2 separate regions of the Mus musculus genome follow, and region 2 is linked to region 1. Evidence: chromatin loops called from intact Hi-C (ENCODE). Cell type or tissue: heart. All regions are shown on one strand. Each heading gives the region's core, and the rest is flanking DNA. Links, peaks and the distances in the headings are about the cores only.

What was found. Peaks named below come from ENCODE experiments on the same cell type or tissue, not always from the same donor. Only the 100,000 strongest peaks of a DNase experiment are listed, where the experiment ranks them.
Region 2: a loop joins it to region 1, with 7 times the contacts of the local background. A loop is called at or near these places in 21 of 42 quality-filtered maps.

What each region holds. Positions count from the first base shown.
Region 1 is chr10:24,376,342-24,392,649 of GRCm38, forward strand. Gm15270 (predicted gene 15270) reads right to left here. Exons shown (of 5, transcript NR_163910.1): 4 at 7,116-7,320. Among named protein-coding and RNA genes, the nearest start is that of Gm40615, 76 kb to the right of the region's middle. In heart, for the core only: a CTCF peak has its summit at 5,751 (motif pointing right); no DNase peak of the experiment used is centred there.
Region 2 is chr10:24,617,945-24,634,252 of GRCm38, forward strand. No RefSeq gene overlaps it. Among named protein-coding and RNA genes, the nearest start is that of Gm15270, 30 kb to the left of the region's middle. In heart, for the core only: a CTCF peak has its summit at 7,345 (motif pointing left); a DNase peak (open chromatin) is centred at 7,337; H3K4me3 peaks cover 294 bases; H3K27ac peaks cover 292 bases.

The DNA.
Region 1 (16,308 bases), core at 4,458-6,957:
TGGAAAATGGACAGAACTTTTGAAACCTCAAAACCCACACCAAGTGATACAACTCTCTCAACAAGGTCTTCTAGTCCTTCTCAAATAGTTCCACTAACTGGGGACCAAGTATTTAAAGCTATGAGCCAAAGAGGGGCCATCCTGATTTAAACCACCACATTCCATTCCCTGCCCCCCCACAGGCTTTTGACCATAACATAATAGAAAATATATTTTCTATTATTCAACTTCAGTGGTCCTCATAGATATTCACAGTCTGAACCCAGTATAAAATTTCAAAATCTTTTCTGAGATTCAAGGCAATGTCATAATTGTAATGTCCTATAAAATAGAAGGGCAAATTACATGCTTCCAAATAGCACTGAATACATGTGACCATCCCAAAAGCAAGGAAGGCAGCCAAAACTGAAAAACTCTACAGCGTAAATTCTAAATCCTCTGACTCCAACTCTGTCTCAGGTCAAGGGCTCCATCCTTCCATCCCTGTCTGCAGACCTCCCTGCCATACATCCCAGGGCTCCTCCAACATCTTCAGGTCTCCGACACAATCCAAGCTTCATGTTCCCAGCTTGGTGCACTGGGATGCAGGGACTCCCTGGAAACACTGCTGACCTTAGTGACTCTCAACCCCAGACAAAGATCCCATAACCCCTTTACTCTTGTATTCCTCAGAACTCTAGAGCCAAACCCATGTGTTGATTCTGCTAAGTTAGGCCACTCACTTGAGATGGAGCAAGGACGCCCTCTTTGAACTATATTTGCATAAATTTTTACTTTTGTGAACAGAGAAGGCCTTAGGACTTTTGCCTTTTATAAGTTGGAACCCTGGCTGGGTGTGGCCTTGCATGGGGGACACTACTTCCTGGGTTCCATTTCACACTAGACCTTTCCTATCTCTTTCAGCACAAGCTTTAGCCCCAGTGTTAAATTTCCTGGTGCTCTTTTTCTCCTCAAACTGTACATTTTGTGTTTCTTTTTGTCCTACTTGCTCCTTTTCACTGCAGACCTGAATGAGAGTGACTATGAATAATAACACAACACTGTCAGGATTAGCCAATGAAATTAGTCCAAAACCTTTCAGTTTTTCTTCAGAAAGATTCTTAGAGCAAGATCCAGTCACATTCTTTGCCAAATTATCACAAATGTAGTCTCTAGCCAAGTTGCTAATATTGGTCCAGTCTGAAATCTCTTGAGCTGCGACCTCCATAGAACACATTGATCTCAGCACTACTGTTTTCCAAGGACCTACTTGGATGGTTTCTTTTTTTATTATTAGATATTTTCTTTATTTACATTTTAAATGTTATCCCCTTTCCTAGTTTACCCTCCGAAAATCCCCTATCCCTCTCCCACCCCTCCTTCCCAGCCCACCCACTCCCATTCCTGGCCCTGGCATTCCCCTATAGTGGAGCCTAGAACCCTCACAGGACCTAGGGCCTCTCTTCCCATTGATAACCGAGTAGGCCATTCTCTGCTATATATGCGCAGCTAGAACCACAAGTCCTACCATATGTTTTCTTTGATTGGTGGTTTAGTCCCAAGGAGCTCTGGGTACACTGGTAAGTTCATATTGATGTTCCTCCTATGGGGCTGCAAACCCCTTCAGCTCCTTGGGTCCTTTCTCTAGCTCCTTCATTGGGGACCTTAAGCTCTGTCCAATGAATGACTATGAGCATCCACTTTTGTATTTGCTAGGCACTGGCAGAGTCTTGCAGGAGACAGCTATATCAGACTCCTGTTTTGTTAAGGCCTATGTAGAGTGTTTAAACTTTCTCAGTCTAAAGTCCTAAAGTCTTTTACTTTCTAAAAAACAAAACAAAACAAAACAAAACAAAACAAAACAAAACAAAACAGCATGTTCAAGTTTGTCACAAGTTTCCCACTTCCTGGTACCAAGTTCTGTCTTAGTTACTTTTCTATTGCTATGAAAAAGAACACCATGACCAAGGCAGCTTATGAAAGAAAGCATTTAGTTTGAGACTCATGACCATCACTGCAGCAGGCAAGCAGGCAGGCAGACAGGCAGGCGGGCATGGTGTTATACAGAAACTAAGAGCTTATATATGATCCACAGGCACTGTAATGAGGCAGAGAGTGATAACTGAGAAGTGGCTTGAGCTTTTGAAACACCATAGTCTTTCCCCAAAATGATATGCATGCTACAACAAAACCATACATTCTAATCCTCCCCAAATGGTTCCATCAACTGAGGACCAAGTAGTCAACCTATGAGACTGGGAGACTATTCTCATTCAAACTATCATACCCATCAATCAAAGTCTGCATGGTTCTGGATCCATCTGCCTCTTTCTTTATTCTCATAGTACCCAGGGGTCAAAACCCATACACTGAGACAGAGATGTTCTGGAACAGTCTTCCCTTCATAGTAGCCCACACTTTCCAAATGGTACTTCATGAGAGGCAGCAGAAACCCCTGGCCCCTCAGTATATTTATCTCAGTGTCACACCTTCAGCTCTCTTTTGGTTCCAAGTGAGCCTTAAGGAAATTCCAGATCAGAGGAAGAGGCATAGGATATTGTAAAAAACAAAACAAAACAAGACAAGACAAAACAAAACAAAACAAAACAAAAAACAGGGGCAATGTACTTGATGAGCCATTTATATTCAAGCTATTCTACCAGAAAAAAGGTAAAGGAAAAATCACACCTTCAATATTAGGGTTTGGGGGAGGGGTCGGTAATGAAATGCCCATATTTCCCTCATTTTCTTCCTATCTGGAATGAGCTCTGCCCGTCCTTCGGCAATGGCTGTTGAGAATTTTCTGGATACACCCAGCCACTTTTCTCTTAAGAACCCCGCACAGCTTAAGAATTTTCCAGCCAAAGGGAGAAACTGTGGAAGTCAACGGCCACGATCAGATGCCCTCTGGCCCTCGAAGTCAATGGTCATCATTGGATGTTGTCTGGCCGTTGTCCTAGTGGCTCAGGGCACCTCTGGTTTTTCACACTCAGTATTTCATGCCAGCTTTAGCTTATAGGGTAAATACTTGATGCTATGGCACACAAAGCCCCATGTGGTCTCCATGTGACACCCTCGCCAACGTAAGGAGTTAATATCAACTAGTGTTGGTTATCACTGCACGCGATGTTACTTTTGTAAAGTCTTGTTCTGAGCTTCTGGCAAGCCTCCAATCTTAGCCATTCATTCTGCTGAGTAATCTCCTGTTTATTTGCCCTGGCAATCAGGGCCAAGAGAAATTTGGCCAACAATCTGAGGAGGGTCAAGCTGGTGTGGGGGAGAGATACCCCGAACATTACAACTAAAGAAAAAATTAAATCACACTTAATCTGGAATAATTTATGTGAGATTACCTACTTTTACTGCCAATGAAAGTGAAGGCTCAGTATTGCTTTCATTTTTAATATTCTGAATCTTTTGTCTGGGTATAAAATGGCCCTTTGCCACAGATTTTAGGCCTTCAAGCCAAGCAATTTATAGGCTACAAATAAAATTGTTATTGTGCCATAAACAGCCTCATAGACAACAAACAATTTTTTGCCTGTCTCTCTAGTCTGAGTAGACTTCTACTGTGAGTTGCTTATACATTAAGCATAAACATGTAAACACACATATACATAGAGATACATACACAGACATACACATAAACACACACAAATATAGACACACAGACACGTATATAGACATACATACACACACATACATATATATAGACATACATAGACATACAAACATACACATAGACATACACAGAGAGACACACACATACACACATACACATGGTTTATATTAGAAACAATTTTTCTTCTGCTTAATGAATCTTTGAAAGCTTGATCATGAAGTTGTAAAATCCTGAGGTCCGAATGGCAGATTTGCTCCCCCGAGTTCTGAGTTTCCTGTGAAACTGAGCATCTGAACTGAACAAAAATGTCCTTTTCTCAACCAAAAATGGGATGCCAGAGGCCTTTGGGGTGAGTTTAGAGATCATGTGCAGGAAAGGTCTGTGTGGTTTCTTCTGCCTGTTCTTCTGGCAGAAGAACCCAGCTGCTGGTGTTCAGCTAGTCTGAGTGGCTCTAACCTACATTTCTCATTCTTTCTTCCATCCCTTCCAATCTGCAGTGACATCTACTTCATTCACAAATTTTAGGGTTGAAGCTGTCCTTTTTTGGTAAATTTTAATGTTTTGTTTAGTCACTGAAATTTTTCTTCTGCCCTACATCAGAATGAGAACTGTTTAGTGGGAGTTGACAGCAGGCTGTGTTTTATGCCTAGGCTGCCCTATCAGAGCATAGACATATCACAGGATCGCAGATGCTCACACACAAATAGTTTGGAGAATGTGAAAGTTCAGGAGATGAATGCAGAAAGCAGGGGAGGGGCTTTGTACTTTTACAGTCAATGTGCAGACTCATCTTCCTAAGACACAAGTGGGGAGGGGATCATCTAGGCAGCTTTGAAGATGAAAAGAAATGCAAGCAACCCATAAAACTTGCAGATTCGGACATCTTCCAAATGGAGAGGTGATGCTGACAACACTGACAAGAATGTGATTTGTAGTCTTATAGCAAACATAACAAACAAGAAAAGAGGGGGTGGAGAAAGGAAGAAAGAAGTCCTTATCAAAACTAGCCCATTTTACAAAGAAAATACCAGATATATTAATAAAGCCAGATCTCAGTAGGCCCTGAGACCGTACTGACACTGTGACAAAGTACCATTCAGGCTGTAAAACTCTGCACGTAAGCAGTACCACCTGCCAAAACTAAAACAAAGGCCCAATTCATCCAAGTCCATAGTTCTGGGAAAGGCTCAAAAGGTACTAATCTTGATTTCTGGTTTCTGCAGTTCTGCTCTAGCTAACTGTTCTTGTTAACTGAAGTATGTCTGCCAGAACATGTTTTCTATGCTTAAAAGCTCACCCTGAAAAAGGCTCATGGCTACACTGGGATCCTGAGCATCCAGTGTGGTTGCCTACTGACTAATAAAGACTGTCTATTGGCTTAAACCTATGTCCAAGCACTTTTCCCTGGCGAATACCCCACAACAATATCATAAAAATATCAATTAAAATTAATCTCACAGATAATTATTAATTAATTCACTTAGTAAGTGAATTAATCCAGTTGATAATTTAACTAGTAATTAATTAATCCAGTTGATAATTTACTAATTAATTAGTTAACCCAATTGGTGAGTGGTATTTTAATTCAAACAGGTATGGTCTCCTTTGCTAGGCCCCCTCTATCATGAGCCTTTAATGCTCAATGTTCTTTTACTTGTAGTTGTTCAAATGAAGTGCTTACTCACATAACAAGGCCAATATTCAATGTATCTTTCCTTATAAACCATGAACAAAGCTGGGGGCGGGGTTGCTGGCACACACCATTAATCCCAGCACACAGGAGGCAAATGCAGGTGGATCTCTGAGAACTTGAGGTCATCCTGGTCTACAAACCAAGTTTCAGAACAGCCAGGACTACATAGAGAAACCCTTTCTCAAAACAAACAAAAACTAACCAAACAAACAAAAACCATGAAAGAGACACCTGAACAGCTATGAAATTGCATGTTAAGCAATTCTGGCCATCCTGTAGAAGAGAAAGCTTCATGGAATTTTGGAATTGCATTCAAACTGATGAATCTATTTCAATATATATGCATATATATGTACATATGATTATCTATTTGTCAAGTTTTGATAGACAATGGCATGTTTAATACACTTAGGGAAATAAAGCACACAGTTTTATTTCACCGTCATAGCTATAGTACTCCACCCTGACCACTAGGTGGCCACCCGGGCCCCTGTCTTCTGCCAAGACTTTTCTCCAGAAGCAAAGAACCCTGCAACAGGATTTAAGTTAAGGAAGGGCCGGGCTTTCAGAATTACAGCACTGTTTTTATAATCGCTTTTATTGACCTCCAGGCCAGAAGCTGAGCCTTGAGGGATGTGCATGTGTTCATGTGTTCAAAGAATTTTCAACAACACAATGTGTAATCGTTTTCAGTAAATTCACAATTAGCAGATTTTGTTTGTTTCATTGAGATACTATAAAAGGTAATTTTTATGGATGGTCAGGAGTTTTTCTGACATATTCTTGAAAGAGAGAGTGTGTGTGTGTGTATGTGTGTGTGTGTGTGTGTGTGTGTGTGTGCATGTGTGTGCTTGTGCATACTTATTTCATTCTTGTCTGGGTACATATGTGTCTATAGTTGCTTATGCACCAGTATGCATACATGTTTGGAGAGGCTAGAGAACAACTTAGAACCTCTTTCCTCAGATAGCATGCAGCTTGGTTTTTGAGACAAGATGTCTCACTGATCTGCATCTACTGGTTAGACCCAGTGGCTCCCAAGTCCCACGTATTGCAAGCCCATCTCTTCTTCTCCAGCCCTGCGTGCCACCATGCATGGCCTTCTATGTATGTTTTAGGAATTAAACTCAGGTTCTAATGCTTGCAATTGCTTTGCCTTTCAAGCCATCCCTGCAGCCATATTACATTCCTAAGAGAACATGGGACACTGAATCTCACGAAAGTCCTTTCTTTGGCAAGAAGATAAATCAAGTATTTACAAAACTTAAGAAATTCATGTTCCACACTTGAAGTAATATTTCATCATGAAACCAGAATTGATCCAATAGGATGAAGACTTTGGGCAGCTCTGTGGAGATAACCATAACCTTTACCCTGATTCGTAGCGATTTGTAGAAAATGCCCTCCTTTCATCCCATTTAAACTGGATACCAACTCTTTTCCTCTTTGTTTAAAAGAATCTTTCTTCTTCCTTTTACATTTCTTTTTACATTTTATTGTAAATGTATGGGGGTTTGCCTGAGTGTATATCTGCCCAGCATGTTGATGCCTGGCACCTAAGGAATTTAGGGGACGATGTTAGATCCCCTGGGACTAGAGCTAAGCATGATTGTGGGTGCTGGGAACTGAGTCCAGGCTCCTCTGCAAGAGCAGCCATTGCTCTTAAGTGTGGAGCCATCTCCCAGGCCTGTGTTTTCATCACTTAGGAAGAAAGAATTTTTCAGCACACAATGTAAAAAGGCATGAAATACTGTCTCGGAATAGATTCATTCCTGATTCAATATCCCAGTGACTCTGAAATTATAGGAGAGCAAATCTTACCATCATCATCCATGCTATGGACGTGCAGCTGAGTTTTCCAGTTTAAGTTATTTTCTTTATGTTGAACACATATTTTTGTGTTTTTCTCCACATTATTTGCTTCAAATGTTGTTATATTCCTTCTTCATGCTTGAATGTTGTGATGACTGATCTCACTTGCCAATTTGTTCGGATCTGGAATGACTTGAAAGATGAGCTCCTGGTTCTGGGAAACAAATTTATGTTGTTTATAAGTTGTTGGGTTTGTAGTATTTATTTGTTATTATAACAATTTGAACAGACAAAGAAGTGTACTATGGATGATCCCCAACTTAACCGCGGTTAGATTCTGTGAGTATCTTTACGATGATACGAAAGCAAGAGCTTTCATTTGAAAGAATGCTTTGAATTCTGGCCTGGTCTTTGACTTGCAACATTCAATATGGTTCTTGTTTGAGACGGTGAGCAGAAGCAGCTCTGAGCATTCAGAGGATAGAATGTTCAGTCTTCATGACGACCCTGTGAACCACTGATATTCATCATGGGATCAAGGAAACTGAAGCACAGAGCAGTTAATACAGTAACCAAGGGGTACACAGTTAGGAAATATAGTCAGGACTCAACCCAGACAGCTCGGAACCAGAGTCCACATTCTTAATTATTGCCATATGTGTTTGAAAGAAAAAGTTTAAACCCCAAACCATATTAGAACAACAGAGAAGGGAGCTTTCACTAACTAAAACTGTGGGAAAAACTTGAAAGTTGGAAAACAAATAGAAACAGAGAAGCACTTGGTAAACAATGAGAGCAGGAGGCAGAGATGAGGTGGGTGGGGAGGAGACAGGAGCCATGGAAACCCTTAGGGTAATTGACAGGACACAGTAGCCAGAGTAACTAAGAGGCTGACTCTTGCTACACCACTTCTTGGCCAGTCAGGGTGTCTGCATCCTGGAGGCCCCAGTATGTGGGGGCTTGGGTCAGGGACTAAGACATTTGAGTGGTTGGCAAGATCAGAAGCGGGTGGGTGTTCTGTAGACCAGCCGGCGCTGCCTTCCATTCAGTGCAGGCCCCTGCCTCATCCAGGATATCTCTGCAAATGCTTTTCTGCAGACTTTTCAGTAAATGGTCACAGACCTTAAACCTTGCTTGTGGGATGCAACCATGTGGCAAGTAATCGAATCAAACCAAACCAAATTTTGAAAAGCCTGACGAGACAACCATTATCAATTATTTCAGATTACAGTAAAAGGGAGCATGTATATTTAAGTTAAAATACTTACATATGAGAAACTCAGAAAAGCTGGAAATGAATATCAATGCTATTAAAAATAACTCAACAAATGATGATTATTAAACTTCAGCCAAGTAGTTGCTTGCAAATGAAGCAAAACTGGCCATGTATTAAATAGTTGCTGAAGATGATTTCTTTATTGATACATGGGATCATTAATTTTCACTCTATTTACAAATATTTAGGAGTTTCCTATGACAAAGATTAAAGTGCATCATCAGGAGGTGCAGACATGATGGCCCACAAAGAGCACAGAGATAATAGACTGGTTTTCTGGACATCTGGAGGCTGAGGGCTTGGAACCCATGGACCCACAGTGTGGCTGTCAAGGAGAGAGTAGGGTTCACTAACAGCTCTGGAGCCTGCGTTGTCCTGCCCTGTCCTGCCCTGTCCTGTCCTGTGAACTGTTGCGTATTCTCAGAGAACATCTGGGACAGGTATGGTACAGCAATGGACAAGAGCACTAAGTCTCAAGCACTGAGCCGGGCGGTGGTGGCACATACCTTTAATCCCAGCACTCAGGAGGCAGAGGCAGGTGGGTTTCTGAGTTCGAGGCCAGCCTGGTCTACAGAGTGAGGACAGCCAGGGCTACACAGAGAAACTCTGTCTTGAAAAAACCATATATATATATATATATATATATATATATATATATATATATATGTCTCAAGCAGTGTTCTAACAAAATAGCTTTGAGTAAAGGCCTTGCTGTCCGTAGACCTGTCAGTGCCACAAGCATGATATGACAGAAATGACACAAATATCTATGATCTTTTCATGTCATCAGTATTTATTTAGCAACAGTAAACCCACAAAGTTGGGTTGGCAGTAATTTCCAAGTGACTCTAAGTCACGTGATAGCAGGCCAAGGCAAACATGGGCCCTTAGGTTCTGTTCTTAAACACTAATACTTCCTCTCAGATCACATATTACACACAGCACAGTCCCTCTGTGTCTGTATGATGGCTAATCTTGGTTGCCCATTGATTAGCTTTAGATTTGACTAAGAAACCTATCTCTGAGAAACCCTGTATTTCTTAGATGAGGGGAAGAACTTTCCCTAGAGGAGGAAGCATTTTTTGTGGCAGCCATATGTAAAGAGATGTAATGGGAAGGCAGGGCTAGTTTTGTCTATATGGTTTTGATCTGCTGATGAGTGCATCTATTCCACCGCGGCTGCCACTGCTGCTGCCACCGCCTCCGCCCCACCGCTGCCATTACTGCTGCCACTACCATCTTTCTCTAATAACAGAACCCTGTTTATTCAGTCTTTCAACATGAACTGAAAACTCCAGGAATTCTTTATGACTTCAACACCATAACCATATTGGAATCGATGAGTGGATCATCCAGTCTTGTGGACTAAACTGTATTCTGAGCCTTCAAGTATGCACACAGTCACTGTCGGACTACTCAGCCCGTACCATGCAAATCACTTTATTTTATTTTATTTTATTTTATTTTATTTTATTTTATTTTATTTTATTTTATATATGAGTACATTGTAGTGATCTTCAGGCACACCAGAAGAGGGCATCAGATCCCATTACAGATGGTTGTGAGCCACCATGTGGTTGCAAGGATTTGAACTCAGGACCTCTGGAAGAGCAATCAGGCTCTTAACCGCTGAGCCATCTCTCCAGCCCATGTAAGTCATTCTAATACGTTCCTCTCAAAGTATCTTTTACATTCCCTTTGCCCATCCCATTCCTCTGGAGAATTTTGATTTCTCAGCTACCTTTGTACTGCTCTTATAAAGTACCATGACAAGGCAACTTATGGAAGAAATAGTTTATTGGAGTCTTGCATGGCAGCAGGCATACGGGCATGACAGTGAAAAGAAAGAACTAACTAGGGATGGATGGGATTTTGAAACCTCATATCCTCTTCCCATAAAGCCACACCTTTGAATGCTTCCTAAATAGTCCCAACAAAGGACCAACTATTTAAATATATGAGCCTGTGGGGACATCCTAATCCAAGCGATCACACCTGACTAATGCAGAAGGTTACAGAATGGTGACAAAAGATTAAGGAGTGTGCAGTAGAGTTCAAGGAGCTCCAAACAGACCTGACTGAGAAGCAAGGGAGTCTATGTGGGACAGGAGGAAGGGAAAAAGAAAATAAGTGTAGCTGGGGCGTTTGCTGGAGTCTCCTCTCAGTCAGGCTGCAGGGCCACAGGGTTGATCACATGGCTGAAAAGTGGTGTCAAGGTGCAGAAGTGAGGTATGGGTCTGTGGATGCAAGACCAGATCTCTATGGATGGATGGACAAATGGACAGATAGCAATTCCAGTAGGGCGTGTCAATCCTGGGCATCCAGCTGAGCTGAAGCCTACACGGTAGGTGGTCATCTGACAGATCCAAGGAGATTATTGTTCTGTGTTGACCTGCCCTGTAAGGATGCTTCAACCTTTCCTAGGTCTAATGTGTTCTGTAAGTTGTGGGGAGCCTAGTTTTTTTTTTTTTTTTTTTTTGGTATGATTTTAATAGGCCTTTGTGTTCATATAGTCCCAATTTACTTTGATAAATTTATGGAGTGGCCTCTTTTTTACTTTTAGGAAGAAGTCATTGTTCAGCCTGTGCCTTATAGCTAATGTTGGAGAGATGGTGTTTATGTGCCTAGTAAGATACACGGTCAAAAATGTTGCTTGTAAAATGAAGTCTCTAAGGGCAAGGCACAGCCAGAAAAAAATAGAAAACATGCATTATACAATATGGAGTAACACAGAGCAGGGCACAGACTGTTGTAACACCAGTTTTTCAGCAATAAGCATTCAATAATCATGGGTTATCAGAGCCTCTGGACAATGTGAACATCAAGACAAGGCAAAACTGAAAGTCGGTATAAGAAATTTCATGGGATTCCAATCTAAGAAAATGTATGTTCTTGTTTGGAACCAAGACACTGTGAATGTGTGTGTGTGTGTGTGTGTGTGTGTGTGTGTGTGTGTGTGTGTGTGTGTCTGTGTGTGTGTGTGTGTGTGTGTGTGTGAGAGAGAGAGAGAGAGAGAGAGAGAGAAAGAGAGACAGAGACAGAGGCAGACAGAGACAGACAGACAGAGAGACAGACAGAGAGAGAGACACACACACAGACAGACACACAGACAGACACACAGAGACAGAGAGAGACAGAGACAGAGAGAGACAGAGACAGTCAGACAGACACACAGACAGACAGACAGACAGACACACAGACAGACACACAGACAGACACACAGACAGACACACAGACAGACACACAGAGACAGAGAGACAGAAAGAGAGTCTTATGATTGTCAAAAATGTTTGTATTGCTTTTTTTAAAACTGGCCATTTTCCATATTTATTCTTTGTGGCAAGGGTGGGCCACATGCCAGAGTGCCTGAGTGGGGTCAGAAGCTGCTTGCTGAGACCCCTTTGCCTATCTCATGAACAGTTATCTCAGTGGTAAGTAGCTTTACCCATTGAGCCACATTGCCTGCCCATGGGCTGCTTTTCCTTCCAAAAGCTAATTCTGGAGAAGACTTTTAAAGGCCTCTTCATCGTCTCATTTGAGCATTTTGTTTTCTTCTTTTCTGGGCATGGTTAAGAAATTGAAGAGCCTGTTTCCTTTCCAAAGCCTAGCATCATTGCCTTAGGGACTGTTGTGGGAAAGGTCTAAGAGAGTTAGTTCTGCTGTCCCCCAGTGAGAGTATTCAGAGTAAACAAGCCTGCCACCTACTCCCTCCGCAGCAGATGACTACAGCATTCCTTCCCAGCTGCTGTCCCCTGGGCTGACCAGCTTGGATGCCCTGATAGCAAATCTCTAGCCTATGAAGCAATGAAGTAATGTTGCCCTTAACACACTGCATACCAACTGAATTTTCTTCCTTGTAAGGTCCTTTTGAGGTCAAGACAGCAAAATACAGAAAGGAAGGGAGGTTAGATTGGTCAGTGAGACGTTGGTTTAAGCCTGTACATATTTGTTCACTTCTACCACTGTAATGCAATGAAGGCTGGTCATGTAGTTCATTGATAGAGTGCTTGCCTACCGTGCAAGCTTTGGACTTCATCTCCAGTATAGTATGCATCAGATGTAATGCTGCAGGCTGTCTTTCCAATGTTAGGAAGGTGGAATTGGGAAGGTGAGAAATGTTAGGTCATATTCCACTACAGAGAATTTAAGACTAGCCAGGGCCTGTTAAGACCCTGTCTGAAAAAATAATAAAATAAAATAAAATAAAATAAAATAAAATAAAATAAAATAGAATTCTCTAAACTAATAACACCTGGAACGCCAATACTTTTCAGCATGGAAAAGTGTATATCATAAAGTTTAAAATTACTAAATTGCTTAATTGGGCTTTATCTGAGGTATTTCTAGCTTTGTAGGGATGGAAGTGGTTGTGAGTGACTCGGGGTCCCCTTTTAAGTGACTTTGAACAACAGGAGGATGGCGTTTGGGATGATAAATGGTTTGGAAATATAAACATCTCATGCTGAGACCCTGATCTCATAATCTGGGCTTTGAGGGTTAAGGTTTTTAACTACAAAATATTTCAGAAACATTGGGCCAGGAAGGTTAATAAACAGGATAATGGGTAGCCTACATATCATGATGGTATAGCATAATTTAAAAATTTAACCTTGTTTTTAGTTTTAAAGGTAGTTGATCTTTAGAAATTGTCTGAAAATGTTCACTTATAAATATTTCACACATTTGTGTATTGTATATTATATACATTATATATTATTATATATGTATATTATACACATCAATTGACAGAAAGAATAGAAGGAATGCAAACTTGAATGTGATTAAGACTCTAGAGTCTAGTAACAATTTACAAGAAATTAAGAGAATAAAGCCCATATAAGCTGATGTTATAAGTATGCACCAGTGAAACCCACACAATTAGAAATTTTATTGGGTAAAGAATTTTGTTTCTTAGACACATAAAAGTAGTAACAGAGAGACACTTTAATAAAAAGACAACTAAAAGACATAGTGTCCTAACAGTGACCTTCTGTGTAAAATGCATGTGTGTGTGTGTGTGTGTGTGTGTGTGTGTGTGTGTGTGTGATGTGTGAAGCAGAGAAATGTGGACAGCCCTATGGTGTGAAGAGTGAATGCCAGCACACAAAACACAGAACTGTCCACACCGTGGTGGCTGTGCTAATGTGCTTATTCATTCTCTTAAACTGTTTGCTTAACATTACTGTATGTTTGAAAACATCTGCAATAAAACCGTGTACAAGCTCATTGAAAAGTGAACGGCGACCTTCAAGAGGCACGGAAGCATGCGTGTGTTACATACAGCCACATCTCCACAAGGAAGAGTCAGTGTGTAACGTGATGCCTCAAGAAACGTTTGGAGAATTTGCCTGTACATTCTGAATTTGCCCTGTGAATTGGAAAAGTTACAGTTGTAGGAAAGTAACTCTTAGGAGTCTTTGAAGCATGAAGATCCTTGTTTCTTAACCCAGGGCTTTCGAGATAAACTCAGTCTCAGAACTAAGGAGATAGCTCAGCTGTTACAGCCCCTGCCATTAAGAATGAGGGCCCGTATCCAGAACCCAAGCACCCATGGAAAAAGCCAGATGCAGTGGACCATGGCTGTTACTCTAGCAGGAGAAACGTCATCAGAGACAGACAGCTCCCCAGAATGCATATCCGTGTACCCATCTGTGATGCCTGCTTCAGTGAGATAGCTTATCTCAAAAGTTAATGGAAATGGCAATAAATGTATAAGAAGTTAATTTATGGTTTCCATATGTAATATGAAACATGTCACATGTGCACATGCATACATACAACACAAATGTGAACATACATATACTATTTTACACACATACACCCAGAGAGAGGCAATAAACTTCGTATCCTAATTGTGTTTTATTTATGTTTCAGCCATACATTGGTTTAAATGATTCATTTGATCTCAGTGTGTGCCTTATTACTGTACTCTTTTTAAAAGTGATTTATTTATTTTATTTCATATGTATTGATATTTTGCCTGCACGTATGTCTATAAGAGGACATCAGATCCCCCTGTAACTGGAGTTACATACAGTTGTGAGCTGCCATGTGGGTGCTGGGAATGGAACCCAGGTAGTCTGGAAGAGCAGCCAGTGCTCTTAACCACTGAGCTATCTCTCCAGCCCCTATACTCCATTCTAATGACTCTCCAAAATCCCAGAGTTATGTAAAACACTTAAGAGTTATATATATATATATATATATATATATATATATATATATATATATGTATGTGTGTGTGTATATATATATATATATATATATATATATATATATATATATATATATACACACTTTGGAAATTTTATTTTAAACTTCTCTGGAGGTTTTATATAGATATTTGAAACTCTCAGCAACTCAGTTGAATAAATTTTGTTTAAAGATTCAATGTGAGTGACACTTGATATCTGCCGAGATTATAATAAGTCTTTGGTGTTCGTGAAACTAAGCTCTATGAGTTAGGGGCAAAGTTCAGTCAGTCCAATGCCTGCCACATAACACTCTGTACTCTGCACCTTCGTAAGAAGCCAGGCACGATGGTGTATGCATGCCTGCAATCGCAGTGTGGGGTAGGCAGCTACAGGAGACCCTGAGAGAGTGCCTGGCCAGAAAGCCTAGCCTACTCAACAAGCTTCAGGTCTTTGTGAAAGATACTGTCTCAAAACGGTGAGGTAGGCTCCTGGAGAATGACAGCTGAGGTTGGCCTCTGCCCTCCACACGTGTGCATGTAAACACAGGCGGCCCACACAAAGCAGTTAAGCACTACAATGTACAAGATGGTCCTTTTCTAGTAAGCCATGCCTGCAGATAGGGATCTGCCGCTTGTGGATCTGCTTCTCCACTTTCGGTTACTACTGTCTTAAAGTCAGAGAGGTTAAACGGGAGCAGGAAGACTGGCTGATGGAGTCTGTGGCTGCATTCGTATTCCTGAACCCCAAGGCAGATTATCTGGTATGTGTGAGGGTTTTATACAAGGCATCACCCTAGATCCGGCTCACTCCTTTATTAAGTACCCGGTTTGCTGATAGACAGTTGGTCTCATTCTCCACAGACGTATGTGGTTCTAGCTACTCAGTGACCATTACCACTCTAGTATCTTTCTTAATGGTTTTGATCTTGATTTACATGTGGCTTTTCCTCCACTGTGCTAGGCAGATTCTAAATCAGGACACACTTCTGACGAATCATTTGGAAAATGCCCTTCATTTTGTCAAAGGTTTAGTCTGGGCTTTTGCCGTCTTATTACTACCAACATTTCTCTAGAATCCAACTTTAAAAAAAAATGAAACTTACAACATAGCAATTATCCTTGAAATATTAAAAAAGGGAAAAAAAATCCAAAACCCAAGAATGTGATTATGAGTTGTTCTAGCCATGAGTATTCACGACTCCAACCCCCACAAAAGACAAGCTTTTATGAGTGTACAGTTTGTGCTGTATGCTCTGACAGTTCATGCTCTCATGTCCCAAAAATGTACTTTTTAAAGTTGGATAAGTAATTAAAAGTCACCCAATGACTAAGGCTGTCTTATGTCTGATTTCCACTGGGTGGCTGCATGACTTCTGGAAACATGTGACCCAGACCAAAAAAGGGCAGAAGTCTAGCAGCTGTCGATCCTACCCAGACGCTTGGGTGATTGGACTCCCTCTTCTGCTGATCATCCCTGCACCCTATTTTCCACTCTGCTGTCCAGCTGACTATTTTATACTTTACCACACTTCACTTTTACATATATGTGGGGTGGTTTTGACAGTGGCACCTTGATAAGACTTTAAGATAATAACATGAAGTTAATATATTACAAATATATAAAGATACAATGGGCATCTAGATGTTCAGTACCATGCCCAGCGAGGACCTCAGCAAGCACAGTGCCTGCTGCACACACGGGAGGGCCTGATTTCAGATCCCAGCTTCTGCAG
Region 2 (16,308 bases), core at 6,024-8,523, 240 kb after region 1:
CCCATTGGCCGAAGCAAGTCACATGGCCAAGCAGGTATAGAGTGTAGTTTGCAGAAACAGATCTCTGCAAGTCCCATGACAATGTGTGGGTGATGCTTGATGCTCTCGTCAGGCAGGGAATGAAGACTTGGGAACAGTAATTTAATCTACCAATTAGTGAAACCACCTTCAGTATATCTTTCCACCAGCTGATGAAATATTTATACGGTTGTCTTAGTTTCGCTTCTCTTACTGTGACTAAATAATACAGACAAAAGCATCGTAAAGGGTTTCGGTTTACAGTTCCTTAGGTGATAACTCCAGGAGGGAAGGCACGGTGGCGGGAGCATAACTGGTTGACACATTACAGTAGTAGTCAGGAAGTGGAGCGAGAACAGGAAATGAAGTCCAGGATATGAAACCTCAAAGCCCGCCCCCGTGAGGTATTTCCTTCGGCAAAGCTGAACGTTTTGTAACCTCGCAGATGCTTTGTAACTTTTCGAAGCAGCACCACCAGCTAGGGATGCAGGAATTCGAACTTATTTGCCACTTAAACCACAGCAGGTACGGCGTTCCGAAGCTTCTTGCACATTTTAATTTCTGAATTAAATCCTTCATTCTGAATTCGATCCCATCGCTCTCTTCAGGCTCATTCTCCCACTGCATGAGTATCTGTATCTTTAAAACATCATCAGTCTCCTGGGGACCAGACAGATTTGCCATCTCCTGTAACCATTCCAGTAATATTTGCATATTCAAATAAAGGAAAGGGTTGATGGGACAACATTCTCACTGCCAGCCAAATTACCGTGCCCAGCAATAGCCCACTGACTCTCTCCAGAGTACTTCCCTGTCTACCAGGTAGAATCCCCTACCCACCGGAAGGAAGAGCCAATTTTAAGATGGGTGGGAATGTCTTCAGGATTGGGACCTAAGGCAGCCTTGCATATTCTTATAACGGAGGTTCCCCTCTACATCATTTAAAACATTAAAACAGACCAACTTCCCGCATCAAATTCTGCCTTTGGCTGGGTTTGGGTTTTTTTGTTTGTTTGTTTGTTTGTTTGTTTGTTTGTTTGTAAGGATATTGTCCTCGTTAGGGTTACTACTGCTGTGATGAAACACCATGACCAAAAATTAAGTTGGGGAGGGAAGAATTTATTTGGCTTACACTTCCAGATCTCAGTACATCATTGGAGGAAGTCAGGACAGGCATCCATTCAGGGCAGGAACGTGGAAGCAGGAGCTGACGACCTTTGGATGGTGCTAGACATGTAATTTCTGTTTCTTTGCAAGGTGCATGTCTGGCATACATTTGCCTCACTTAGAATAGTTCCTGGATCAAACATCCTTTGAGCTTCAATGTCTTCTGGGGAGTACACAGGTGCTAGAGCCTATGAACTCTTCAGAGGCCCACACAGGGGTCTGTATGTGGGCATGCACCCCCCCCCAAACACACACACACGCGCACATGCGCACACACACACCCCTATGTAAACCTGTGGGGGGGGGGTCAAATAATATAAGAAAATGAGAAAGTTGAAAAATGAATTCTTCCTTCAGTAACAGACTACAATGTGGAAGTATAAGCCGAATAAACCCTTTCCTCCCCAACTTGCTTCTTAGTCATGGTGTTTTGTTACAGCAATAGAAACCTGAACTAAGACAAAACCCAAGTGTTAACTGAGGGGGGAGGGGACTCGGGGGTCTGAGTTATGAGATGGGTGTGGAGGGGGACCCCTGGGAAGAGTGGGAGCCAGCTGTTGCCATCACAGCTCACTCTCTCTGATTCTCCAGAGGGCTCTGGCTCTCGGCTCAGATCTTAGCTCAAATCTCTATTCACTGAGTGGCCCCAAGGCTTCCTCCCTCACACATCTAACCAAATTTCCAGTATTAATTATTTTGAAACATATAAAAATATCAAGAAGTGCATGCTGTTTATATGCCAAAATAATAATATTGTGTTAAATAAAACCTATCACTAGCATGTGGTATATAGCATTAACATATTAAAATATATTATTAGTGATAATCTATATGAAAAACAAATAAATTTATGTAAGTTTCTATATAAATTAATATACATACATCATAAACAAATAAATTTATGTAAGTTTCTATATAAATTAATATACATACATCATAAACAAATAAATTTATGTAAGTTTCTATATAAATTAATATATCATAAATCGTTGTTATTAATTTTACCTATTTCTCTCTTTTTAAATGACACTCCTGAAAGTTTTGAATTGCACACCTCACACTTCCGTTGGGCAGTGGCGCTCTATTTCAAGTCGGTGTGTGTAATCACATCCATGTTTAGCACAAACTATTTTTTTGTGATGTGTAAAGTATTTGATAACCACTTTTCACTTCTCACCACCTCTAGAACACCTTGCTGCATCGGAAGCTATCTAGCCATGTCCTCATACGTACTGAAAAATGGGAGCCCTTATTTGCTAGACAAACCCGATTCCCTAGCAAATCATATGTTTTGGGTCATTTTCATTAGCTCTTATGCTCAGATCCTGACTTGGGCATGCACGAAGGCTCTCGCGTAGAGACCAGATGAAGAGGCGCCTAGGAGCTCTCTGTTCTGAACGGAATGTGCTCCTTCTAGATGAGGTATTAGTGGATGGTTGAATGTCAATGCTATCTGTGAGTTAGTCTGTTACATGGGCTTAGGGTCAACCAATAAATACTATTTTTTGGAGGTGACTGTATAATTGACAAGTCTTAAACTGGCCATAGATTGCTTCCAAGCAACGGAGGCCAAACACACTGATGGGACTCACTGCACTTAGAGAGCAGGGATTAATAAATTCCCAAAATAGACTTTCTTATAGGAAACTTCCCCATAAATGTTAGCTTTTGAAGTTCAGCTCCAACATAGCAAATCTGGACTCCTCATAGCTCAGGGATAATATTAAATGTGCGCCTGCATGGACTGGCAGGAGGGTTAACTCATTTCACACATTTCCAGAACTGTAGAGTAGAGTCAAGGGCACCAATATGCTTTGCATGGTAAAAGCTGTGTAAAGACAAACATCACCATCAGCGCCACTGCTCAGAGAGGAGGAGGAAAAGAATCAGAAATAAAACAACACTCCGTCATCTGAAGATGTTTCTGGAACATCTGTGTTATCATTTTAAACTTGCCTCGGCAGAGCTGTCTTCAGAGAAGTTGTATGAAGAACTCAGCAATGAGAGCATACCTACTTGGAAAGTCTCACACGCACTCTAGACATAATTCTCAGGACTCAAACTAATTGAATAATTGACATACTGTTTTGTCCTCCATGTAAAAAGAAATCTAATTTGATTCTACTTACTATTTTCATTTCTTAAAGAATTAACTAGCTCTCTCAAATCTCAGAAAATTCTGTAGACCTGGAAAAAAAAATGTAACATCCATGGGTACTGTATCCAGAGATACATCTAACTGTGTGCCACGACCTGGGGTCCAAAGTCACGGTGGTACTGCCACCAGTCAATTATCTTTTATCAACTTGTAGAATTCTTCGGGATAAGTCGTTTTCCTGCTGGGCTCCATTGCTGCCTGTGTATGGAACCATTGCAAAATGGTGAGGCATTGTATCCATTACTGTTTTTAATTAGATATTATTGATGGAGGAAGGTTCATATTCACCAAAATATTTGAACTCTAAACTCTTGGTTGGCTGGAGCCAAAAGGTGATGTAGACACGGAATACAATGGCCAGAAATCTGATTGAACTAAGAAGTGTAACCTTGCTGTCCAAATGAGGCTACCTCCAAGGAGGAAAGAGAAATACCAAATTCTGTACCCCGAAGCCAGGAGGACCCGTGTTCGACAGTGCCACCAAGTGGCAGAAACTGGCATAGCAGCCCTGAAGGACTTTCAGGTTCTTTCCGCTGGCTCTTGGGAAAAAGGGGTTGACCCCCTCTGTAAGGAACAATTTGACCACGTTCTCGAATGATTTGCAGGCGAGGGCAAGGCCACCCAAAGGAGGTGCCGAAATAGCTTAGCATATACAAACTGACTAAAGTAACTAAATCAAGGCAAGTGACCATACTTGAACAGTAAAAACTTGTGATATGGGCCATGCCTAAAATAGATTATTTGCTTCTGCCACAAGAATAAATATTCTTTAAAAATCTATTGCTGAGCCTTCAGTAATAATGGGAATTTCTGCAGCACCTTGAAATCATGAAAAAATGAACACCTTCAGCTGTGTGGACCACAGGCATCCCTGGAAGGGAGACTTCTGCTGTCAGCAACCAGGGTCCTGGGTCGTAGCACTCTTGTGAGCAGAGCATAGGAAATTGTAAGTGTAAGAGGTAAAGTTGAAACTCCGTCCTCCGTACCACGGCCAGTCTTCCCGTAAACCAGGACTCCAACGTTACCACATCTTCATGGAAAGAATGAGCTACAATATCTACTCCACGAGTCCAAGAAGAAAAATTATTTAGTCTGGATGGGGGAGGGGGGCTGTAATCATGGTTCTTCCCACAAAAGCAGTTTGAGGTTTGACATAGTCCTACCTATGTAGTCTGAGAAATACAAGCCGAAGGATTAATATAAAACGATTTTAGGACTTAAAAACTCTATAATCTCCAGGCCACTTGGCTTAAAGCAATGTGGAAAGATTTTTGGAAAAGTGTATTTGCAAGCCAGGCTGCAGAGAATTTCTGTGGACAAGGCCCAAGATACGTTCACAACTTGAGACTACAAAACATTGAAGAAATGGCTTAGCAGTTAAAAGCATTATGCTGTTTATTCCGAGGAACCCAGTGAGATTTTCCCTGTATCCACATGGTGGCGCACAACCATCTGGCCCTCCAGTTCCGTGGATTCCACCGCCCTCTTCTGGGCTCTTTGGGTACTACATGAACATGCATCTAAGCGGGACATTCATACTTGTAAAATAAAAATAATAGATCTTTTCCAAAACACATATTAAGTAATTCTCGATCACACCATCTAAGAAGGACAGACAGCAATACTGTACCTGGCAAGATTAACAAAAGGAAAAACAGGACATCAATTAGAGATGAGAGTAGGTGAGGAATATTGTCAGTCTTCTACAGAAATGCCAAGCAATTTGTTATGGCTCCCCTGAGCGTTCTGTTGGGAGTTTTCTGAAGCATATGGAGACTCAGGGGCTCATAATGGTTCAGTGGTGAAGCTTGCCAAGGCTCTACAGTGTCCCTTTCCTGCTAGAAAAGAATATGCCCATTTGCCTTAAATCTGTCTGACTTCCCCGGCAAATGAAAATTATCCACATAGCCCAAAATAACAACAGGAAGACACAGTATGTATATAACCACAGCAACAACAGCAAGACATGGTGTGTATATTTGTGTCTCTATCTACCCTACTCTGCTGTGAATCTTCCACTGTTCCTGGTCTGAAAGAGGGGTTCAGTGGATTCTTAACAAGCGACTGCTTGGTCATCTTTCCCAAAACAAAAGTTGTTTTGGGATCGTTAGCAGAACGAACAGTTCCAGTTAGGAACGGGAGCTGGAGAGACGCATCAATGACCGCACCCCAGCCTTGCAGGGCCAAGCCAGTAGGACAAGGAGGGCGGCTGATGAGAGAGTTAACAGCCAAGCATCTCAGAAACCGCCTCAAGACCCACTGTTTTTACTCACAGGATATTGTCCCCTCCAGATTCATTGCCTGCCCCACCTTGATATTTCTCACTTCCAACTAAGTTTCAAGCCTCCTTTCTTCCAGTTTCAAACCAAAATAACCCCCTCTCCGCAACCCCCCCACCCAAGAGATATCTTTCCAAACATGGGTTTATGAGGAAGCTTACAGACCTGGGCTGCAGTCTGTCAAGGGCACCTTTGATGGGGACCAGAGATCAAACAGCCCACTATTCTCTTGGGAGTGCTGGCAAAGAGACAACCACTTCAAATAGACGGAACTGGGTCTCCACAGACTTGCCTGCCCTGCTTCAGCATGTCCCACATCTGAATCTTTATCCATCAATCATGGTCCTGTCTGGTCGAACAAGGAAGGAACTTTCGAAAGACTCAGACTATCCCTCGTGAAGGGCAGCATTCCTCTCTGCGGTCTTTCCCACCACCGTGCATTACTTTAGTTTCCCCCTTTTATTGGAACTCAAGATGCAGACGGACAAAGTTAAAGGCTCATACTGTGTGGCAAGATCAGATTGCTCAGACGGCAGTGCTCAAAGGCTACAGAGACAGTAGTTCCATAGAGAAAATGGCACTGCAGCCAGATTTTGAAGAAAATGGACGACTGCAGAGGGGTGGGGACAGAGGAGACATGCACCAACAAGATGATTGAAAATGAAAATTAAGAGCAATAAGTTGGCTGGAATCAAATGGTAGAATATATCACAACTGTGAAATTATCCTGCAGCAGTGAACCAAAGCCACAGACATTTAGTGAGCATTTCATAGGTGCCAAGACCTACCATGGCCACTAAGGTCGCTGCACTGTTGCCAGCCATGGGGCTCAAGGCCCTCCAAGAACACATAGCTCTGTGTATAGTCACTCAGCCTATAAGAAAGACACACATGAACTGAGAGTATTTGACCTTGTGACATAAGAAAAAGATTGGGAGAGCCAGAGGGAAGGGAAGAAGAAGTGATTGTGAGATTATATTCAGTGTCACTAAAGGTTTGGACTGGACTTTGTGGAACGAGTTAATGGGAGGCTTGTACATTTGTAGAAAGCTTCCCCCAGGGAAGGGACATTGCTAAGGGAGCGTGGCTCAGCAGAGCATTTCATAGACTGTTAAAGAAGGGGGAAATATCGTCTGCAGCAGTAAAATGTTATCTAGTGGCAGGGTTTCCACAGTAGCCAGTTTCCGACTGGCTACCTGAAGGCGATCAAAGCTTGCAGCACCCACCGGATGCTTTTTATCAGTTGTCCCCGTTTACCTGGATAGACTGACTAATGCAACACGCTTTGGGTTGAATGCGTTAATCTGAGGTGAAATTAAGGAGTGTGAGGAATCTAAACACCTAAGCAGAGGTAAATAGCAACAACTGTAGACTCGTTCTTCCAATAAGATGATAATCCAAAACAGAGATTGTATTCAACGTGCCCAAATGTGACTGTGCTGAGAGAGGTGGCATTAGGAAGTGACTCCAGACAGCAAGCTCAGATTCATCTCTAGTATAAATCTGTTTATGCTCAAGTAATAAACGAGCAGGTAGCTTGATATCCAAATCCAAATCTCTAATCAGATGCGCAGAATATTCAGCATGATCCTGGAGCTAGCTTCAGGAAACCCGACTCTTAAACCGCCCCCCCCCCTCCCTTTTCCCGGAAGTTCTTCACTTCTGTGCCTGTTGCTGCAGTTCTCACAGTCACATACCGCCACCTGCTGGGCGAAAGTCGTAGCGCAGAAGGACAAAGTATCTGCAAGAACAACAGAATCCTAAGCATCTATGGCTTCCAGGCCTTTGTCCTCTTCTGTGTCACTACGAACACAAAGTCTGACGTATTAGCAAATATTCCTGGTGGTTGCCGAATCCACTGACGGTCCTACTAAACACTTTCACGTGCGTGTTGAGTCCATCGACAAGCCCAGACGTCATTGACGCTCGAGATACAAAGAAAGCCGGCCTCCCTGTGTGAGTCGTCCTCGCTGAGAGTCCCTCAGTAGATGCTCAGAAATGAGGCTCTAGGTCTTTGGATAAGCAATTCTTGTTTCCCAAGCAACTTATGTGGCGCCTGTGTGTCTGGTTCACGAACATACAAGCTTCAAATGGCCCTAAGATTGCCTAAGCCAACCATATTGAAGGCTGGTACTTCACAAATACTACAAATATTACAAAGGTCCCATAATATCCACTGTATTTTAGCAATCACGCGAGAGAGGAATTTTTGGCAAAATGATTACAGGTTTTTCACTTCTGCATCAAATATAACTGTAAGGGCCACCTAGAATTTACTACCATTTATCTTCCTCAGGATGAGAACTTTAGAGTATGGAGGGAAAAACAAAATCAAACCCCAAAGAACACACAGCAATCATCGCAAAAGCAATTATTAATATTATCACTGATTTTCATATAATTACAATGTAAAATGTAATTACAAACAATGTAGTTTTATTAAAATGTTTCCCAGAGTACAAATTTTTCTTAGTATTATTTTTCTAGGTGATATGAAATGCATTTGGGGAGTGTGTGTGTGCTTGTGTGTGTTTGTATGTGTGTGTATGTGTGTGTGTTTGAATGTGTGTATTTATGTGTGTATGTGTGTGTTTGTGTGTGTATGTGTTTGTGTGGGGGGGGTGTGTTTGTGTGTGTGTTTGTATGTGTATGTGTTTGTGTGTGTGTGTTTGTGTGTGTGTGTTTGTGTGTGTGTTTGTATGTGTGTGTTTGTGTGTATGTGTTTGTGTGTGGGGGGTGTTTGTGTGTGTGTTTGTATGTGTGTGTATGTGTGTGTTTGTGTGTGTTTGTATGTGTGTGTTTGTGTGTGTGTATGTGTGTATTTGTGTGTGTATGTGTGTGTTTGTGTGTGTGTTTGTATGTGTGTGTTTGTGTGTGTGTTTGTATGTGTGTGTTTGTGTGTGTGTTTGTATGTGTGTATTTGTGTGCGTTTGTGTGTGTTTGTGTGTGTGTTTGTATGTATGTATTTGTGTGTGTGTTTGTATGTGTGTGTTTGTGTGTGTGTTTGTATGTGTGTATTTGTGTGTGTATGTGTGTGTTTGTGTGTGTGTGTGTGGGGGGGGGTGATCCTAGGCCCGTGTATCAAGGAGAAGGCTCTACCATAGAACTGTATTGTCAGTCCAGCCACTGAGATCTGTGTGCTCCAGTGCTCCTCAGTGTTAGGAGTGGAAGACTCAGTCGTGTTTCTTGTATGCTCTGATGAGGTGTACATTAAAATGTTAACCTTGCTCTTACTATCCACGAATACTGCCATCCTTCCCACCTACGAAGTCCGCGGTGTCCGATAAGATGTCATGTGTCCTTTCTGGGAGGCACACAATCACTGCTGCATAGCATCATGTGTTACGATCAGTGCAGTCAAGCCAAGAAATGAGGCCACAGAGAGCCGAAAATGAGAAGGGACATTCTCTCTCTTGCAAATGGCATGGGCGTCTATGAGAGAACATCAGGGGAACTTAAAAATCATCCTAAGACGAGCCAATATGAGTTTACCAAGGTTGTGGGATATAAGACAGTTTTATAAAAAAAAAATAATTTTAAGCTGGGCGTGGTGGCGCATGCCTTTAATCCCAGCACTTGGGAGGCACAGGCAGGCGGATTTCTGAGTTCGAGGCCAGCCTGGTCTACAAAGTGAGTTCCAGGACAGCCAGGGCTTATACAGAGAAACCCTGTCTCGAAAAACCAATAAATAAATAAATACATTTTAACTCTATATGTCAGTAATGAACACTTTGAAACCAATATTTAAAACATAACGCTTCTCTGCTCACTGTGGCTCTGTTCCGACCTTGCAGCGGCGGTATTGGCCTGGCTTCTGGAATGGACAGAGTCCACCAGGAAAGACTGGGGTCGCGAGGAGCTGGGGAGGGAGGGGCCCTGTCTGCGGAAGGTAGGGTTAGATCATTAGCTCAGTGACCTCCTAGGGTTTCCATGTGCTGTGTTCTCATCCTATAGCTGGTTTGGTAATGATCTGCAAGTCCCGGTGAGCAACAGCACAGCTCCGCCTGACGCTCTCATTAAAATCCATGCAGCCAAACTCTGCACGTTGTAGCAGCCTTGCAGAGCCTTGCAGAGCCTCGCAGAGCCTTCTCAGCTTGGGGGGCTGGGGACCCAGTCAGCTGAGAGGCCGTCTAGGCTCTACATAGGTATATGTGTACAAAGGAAATTTTCTTTTAAAACATGTTTCTTTAAGCCCTTTTAAGTAATAAAGGACCCAGTGCAGGTGGGTGTGTTTGTGGAATTCTGTAAGCGTAGAATACAAAGTTTAGTGACTATTTGAACTGGGCTGAGGCTGGTAAGACTATAAAGCAGCGGCCCATAAGGACTCTTAAGCGCTGGAGCAAAGGAGCCGCCCCGCTTCCCGCTTCCCAGTCTGCCTAGCCCAGCGGGGGCTGCCCCCATTCCTATAGCCCAGGGACCCAGCTTGCAATTGGTAGTGTCAGACGTGGCATGTAGCTTTGCCTTGGTTGTGAGATGATTTCATGGGGGGGGGGGGGGGAATTCCTTGGAGGCTCAGAGCAACTGGCCCAAACTCTCCTCCAGTTGGAGGCTCGAGCGCCCTCAGAAAGGACCCTGGCCGATGTCCCCGCAGAGCTGAGGTGCTGTTGTCAGGGCTAACTTGAAATCTCTTCCCGTGGTGCCCATCCTCTGACTCTATAGCACCAGCTTGGACAGGTTGAGGTCTCTGTGGCTTTGTTGAGGCTGCTTAAGCATTCTCACCACCATGTCCCTCTTCTGCATTAGCACTGCCTCCTGCTGCAATAATTTAATAAAGTCTTTGTAGTCACTCAGTCAAAAATAAAAAATAAAAATAAAAAACATAATGCTTCGTACAACTGCTAAAAAAAAAATGAGAACTTGGGTATATATTAAAGATAAATGTGCTGAAAACTCCAGACACTCGTAAAAGAAAGACTGGATCAGTTGTAATCACAGACTGATCGACAGAGTAAAAATTTTACCTCTCCCCTAACTGACACCCATGTCACTGCACTGGTGTAATTCTTTCTGTGGCGCTAGAGCAGTGATCTCAACTTTCCTCGGGCTGCAATCAGTTAACACAGTCCCTCATGCGGTGGCGACCTCCAACCTTCACAATCCATAACAATTTGCTACTGTTATGAATCTTAATGTAAATATTTGATATGTGACCGTGCCAAGGGTTGTAGCCCACCGGTTGAGAACCACTTCTCCAGCGACTTATTTTGTTTGTTGGTGGGCTCACTGGGGTTTGGGTATGTAAACAATTGTGACACCTATAAACTTAGTCTCATTTCTCCTTTCTGAGCCTGTATTATTTTATTTCCGTTTTCCTTATTCTACTGGCTCGGGCATATCGCACCATGTTTGAAGTGGCAGAGAGTTATCGGGACATAGACACTTTGCCTTGTTCCAGCTATAACCAGAATAGAAACCCCTGCTGCCCCTCGGTATGGGTGCCAACGAGCAGACAGGATCAGTGCTTCCCTCAGAGGGCTGGCAACCTGGTGGAGAAGCATGACTTTCTCCAGTAACAAGTTTTATAAGAAACCAGAACACCGACCATTCAGTCCTGCCTCTCTGGTCACGTTGCTCCTCTTGTCTTTGGATTCGTCATGCTGGTGGGTTTGTCCTTATTTCCTCTTGCCCGCCCTCCTTGTTATCACCCTTCCCTGTGTAGGGAGTTTTATACACCCAGGCCAGCCTTTGAGTCACCATTCTTCCCAACCATTATCTGAGTTACCTTTAGGTTAAAGATTAACTCCCGTCAGTTAACAATGTGCGCTTTCTGGGCAGCACACAGTGTGTGCGTCCAGATTCCTGCATACAGTGAGAAGTACAAATGGCCTCTCATGACTCAAGAGAGACAAGAGCCTCTATCCTTTTCAACAGTATGAAGTACAAGTGTGCTCATTTAGAGCTTAAAGTGTCCCCATCTGTCCCCTTCACTATCAAGGCTCAGCAGGATGTGTGCTTTGAGAAAGCCATCAGTGTCTTGGAGTCTGTGCAGATCGATAAAACAAAAGCATCCAAAACAGATATAAAAATGAATCGGCAAGCTTGGGAGGATTCACCCTCCTTGATTTTAACACTCAACATGAATGGAGGATATCCACAGCAGGACAGACAGATAAACAGACTGAGGAGTCAGAATAGATACTCCAATGTGAGTCCACAGAAATACACCCAGCTCTTCCTGACAAGGGCCTACAAGCAAGTCAGTACAAAGAGAACGCCATTTCGCCATGCAGTGGTCGAGTTATTAAGGGAGGAGTATGAACCTCAATCTAAACCTTACAGATGGTTCAAAATCTGACCCCAAACTGTAAAAGTTTTAGAAGATATTATAGATAAAAATCTTCAGGATCTAGACTTGATGAAAAATTATCTCATTGACTCAACATTATAATTCGTAGGAGAAAAAAATTAAAATAAAACCAAGTTAAAATTAACTAAAGTTTAAAGTATTTGTGATGGAAAAGATCCTATTATAAGAGTCTGAAAAAGAAGGCACATGGTGTGAGAATATATCTGCAACTACTGCAGCGCCGGATCTAGAATTTGAAAAAAAAAATCAGCATGTAACAAAAAAATTAAGTAATTTCCAGGAAGTATGCAAAAGATATAATAAGATATTTTTAAAAGAAGAATTTACAAATGGTAAATAGTCCCATTGAAATATATTCAACACCCGTAGGAAACTGTACAAATTTTGACTGCTATAAGATATCTATAAAAGCAAATGTGAAAAATACGTGGATTTAGAACAAGTGACCATATAAAGTATTACAGCTGCTGTGGGGAATAAAGACCCAGATACGCACTTACTGCGTAACAAAGCAACTCTCTTCATGGTCACTAAACACACAGAAATAAAAACATTTTGTTCACACAAAACCTGGGAACCCCATAGTTGTTCTATATGAAACAGATTAAAAACTAGAAATCTTCCACAAAATGCCCATCCGAGGGGAATGAGTAACCCGAGTTGTACATCACGTCAAGGACCTTATTTGCTGATATAAAGTAACATAAAGGGACTGGGCACAGGAAGGTGTGCCAAGTGGGGAACGCTTTCAAAAGGTTGCATTGTGTGTCTCTATGTACGTGGTGAGAGTTAGTGAAGGCTGGTGCGTTCATTTTAGTAAACAAAGGAATGGATGAGTGATTTCAGGGATGGGTGTAGGAGTTTGATGCTTATACGCAGAACATTTTGGTGAATGAAAATTCTTATCGTTTAGTAACAGGACAACTTACTGAAAGCGGTCTTGCTCCTACGATCCTTTTTCTTTAAGCAGAACAATTCCAAGACTGGCCAGCAGGGGGCGAACAATTCCTCAGCGCAGAGCGACCGCTGTTTAGTTTTTTCTGCAGCTCACATTCATTCTGCCCTGATGCTCTTACATGGGGGCGGTTTTTTACATTTCTTGTGATTTGTTTGTTTGTTTGTTTCATATTAGTAACAATCAAGCGTGTTTTCCATCTGTACCCAGGACTTAACATCCGTCATAGCAACGCAACCTTCCACATTCACTGTGATTTTTTTTAAGTGATGGTTTATAAATCAAAACATAAAATTCTAATTTTAACTAATTTGAAGCAAATTACATTTCAGTAGCATTAAATATATTATCATTGTTTAGGACAAGATATCAAAAAAAATTTCATCCTAGGCTGGGCATGGTGGCTCATACCTCTGATCAGAGCACTCACGAGGCAAGGATCTCTGTGAGTTCGAGGCCAGTCTTGTCTACAGCGTGAGTTCCAGGACATCTAGGCCTACATAGAGAACCCTGTCTCAAAAACAGAACAATGCTTTCATCCTATAAAGCACTGAATGACTGTTTATGCCCCGCCCCCTTTCCCTAACTCCAGGCAAACTCCATGCTACTGTCTGTGTCTGCAAATGTGACTTATTTAGATTCTCTCATCTGAGTATTCGGACCCACACCTTCCAAGTCTATCCAAGCAGGAACATGTAGGAGAAGGGCATCTCACTGTGTGTGTCCACGCGCCACCTTCTGTTCACGTATCAGTGGCTGCGATGAGTCCTGCTGCTGTCTATAGAGGAATATGGAATCAGCACACATACCGAAATGGCTTGGGTCTCTTTAAGGAACAAATACATGTACAGAAGCAGAGCCAGACCTGCTCGTTGTTATATCTGTGTGCTTCTCCAAATGCCAACTAGCCTAGGAATTACACCGAATCTACTTGAAAGATCTGCATGACGGACTCTGGCGGTGATGGGCAGCACCTGCCAACGCTGCGTGCTGGGTTTTAAGGTCACGATGTCGTAAAACTGTGGCAACTGACTCTGACTATAGGAGACTATAGTTAGTCTCCTTCACACAACTCAAGGGTTAGAGGGCAGAATACTTCCAAAGGGGCAGATTGTCTTACAAGGAAAAGGTGGGCACAAGAATGACGTAAACCACCACCACCCCTCTGGAGAAACCACATCAAAAGCTTCCGAAATACAGACGAGGCTCCAACTTATCTTGCCAATCTTCTTATAGAAGAAGAAAAGTATTCAGAGAGCATGAGGGGTGGTGGGTGTCCTACATGGGGATGGTAGGAGGGAGCGATGAAAAGGGAGAAAATTATGTAATTATATTTTAATTTCAAAAGATAAAAATTAAAGGGGGCTGGAGAGATGGCTCAGCTGTTAAGAGCACTAACTACTCTTCCAAAGGTCCTGAGTACAAATCCCAGCAACCACATGGTGGCTCACAACCACCCATAATGAGATCTGACTCCCTCTTCTGGTGTGTCTGAAGACAGCTACAGTATACTGACATATAATAATAAATAAATCTCTTTTTTAAAAAAAAAGTAAAAAGAGGGCTGGTGAGATGGTTAAGAGCACTGACTGCTCTTCTGGAGGTCATGAGTTCAAATTCTAGCAACCACATGGTGGCTCACAACCCCCTGTAATGAGAAACAAATAGAAACCTTTGGGTCTGGGGAGGGAGTGGGGAAGGGCGGAGCGAGGGGGAGGGGCAGAGCGAGTGAGGGGGGTGGGAGGGAATGGGGGCCAGAGCAAGAGGGAGAAGGGAAAGAGAGAAAAAGAAAAAGAGAAAGAAGCCGGGCGTGGTGGCGCACGCCTTTAATCCCAGCACTTGGGAGGCAGAGACAGGCGGATTTCTGAGTTCGAGGCCAGCCTGGTCTACAAAGTGAGTTCCAGGACAGCCAAGACTATACAGAGAAACCCTGTCTCGAAAAACCAAAAAAAAAAAAAAAAAAAAAAAGAAAAAGAGAAAGAAACAGGCTGTGGATTGTCACTCATCCATCCCCTCTTCTGACAGGTATGTGATAGAAATTGGTTATCTGATCTCACTAAGGCTACACAAGTCTCCGTTCTATTTTTTTGTCCCTGTTCTTTCTTTCTTCGGATAGGAGCATTTCTGGGTTAAAAACTTTGAGATGGGTGAGTGGCCCCATCCCTCAACCAGTGGCCATGCCTATCTACTGGAGGTGGTCTCCACAGGTTCTATCTCCCCCTTCTCTGCACATTTTGGCTAAAGTTATCCCCATTGGGTCCTGGTGGCTTCATGTTTCCCTGGTGTCTGGGACCCTCCAGTGGCTATCCCCAGTTCCTCATCCCCCCTGCTGTAGATTTTTGTTTGATTTCCTGACCCTCTGTACCTCTCTCAAATCTCCTCCAGTTCCTGATACTGTCGCCCTTATTTCCTTCCCCTCCTTTCTTCCTTCCCAGCCTCTCTCTTATTTGTGTTTTGAAACAAATTGTCAGCTCACCCTCAGAAAGCATCCAGCAGTTTGTGTAACAATCCCCAGGCTATGCCTGTTCAGGGTCCCACCTCCCTTGCCATGACTGAAACTTTACATTTTGCGTCTATTCTCGAGTGCCAAGCACAGAAAAATAGTTTTGTATTTTAAATGTGACTTCATAAATGAGTGAAAAGATTTTCCTGTGTTTGTTGACGTTTCTGTTTCCCATGAATATCATAGACCACATGTTCACTCCTCCGTCGAGAAGTAAAGTCTTTCTCGATCCATTCTGCTCTTTCTTTAGAGTGATTTTTCTGCTCCCGGTGCACCAAGAGCACATTCACTTCAAGATCTCTTCTGGGGATCTGAGGAGATGTCTCAGTAGGTAGATGCACTTGCTGTGAACACTGAAGGCCTTAGTTCAAATCACTAAAGCCTATGTAAAAATCCAGGCGCGTCCTTTTAATCCCCCACTGGCAGACAGGGAAAGCAGGTTACTGGGGATCACTGGCTGTCAACCTAGCTCTTAATAAAGTGAGAGAATCTTTCTTAAAGGACTGGGGACTGGAGCATCTTACATACATCACACATGCACACATGTGCACACACACTAAAATAAAATCGAAAATAAATTTACTTAGAAGGCATTATTCTGGTTTAGACGGAAACTTTGATGAGTGAACTTTAACGTGATAAATGTGATTTTAAGCAAACACTATGACATCTTGTTTAGAGGCTAAAGTTCCTCGCCATGGTTAGAATGAGAGTGTTCCAGTTACAGACTTATCAGGGAAGTCGTTTAGCACAAAAGCTTGTTTGGGTTTTTTTGTTGTTGTTGTTGGGGGGGGGGGGTTCGAGACAGGGTTTCTCTGTATAGCCCTGGCTGTCCTGGAGCTCACTTTGTAGACCAGGTTGGCCTCGAACTCAGAAACCCACCTGCCTCTGCCTCCCAGGGGTGCTAGGATTAAAGGCGTG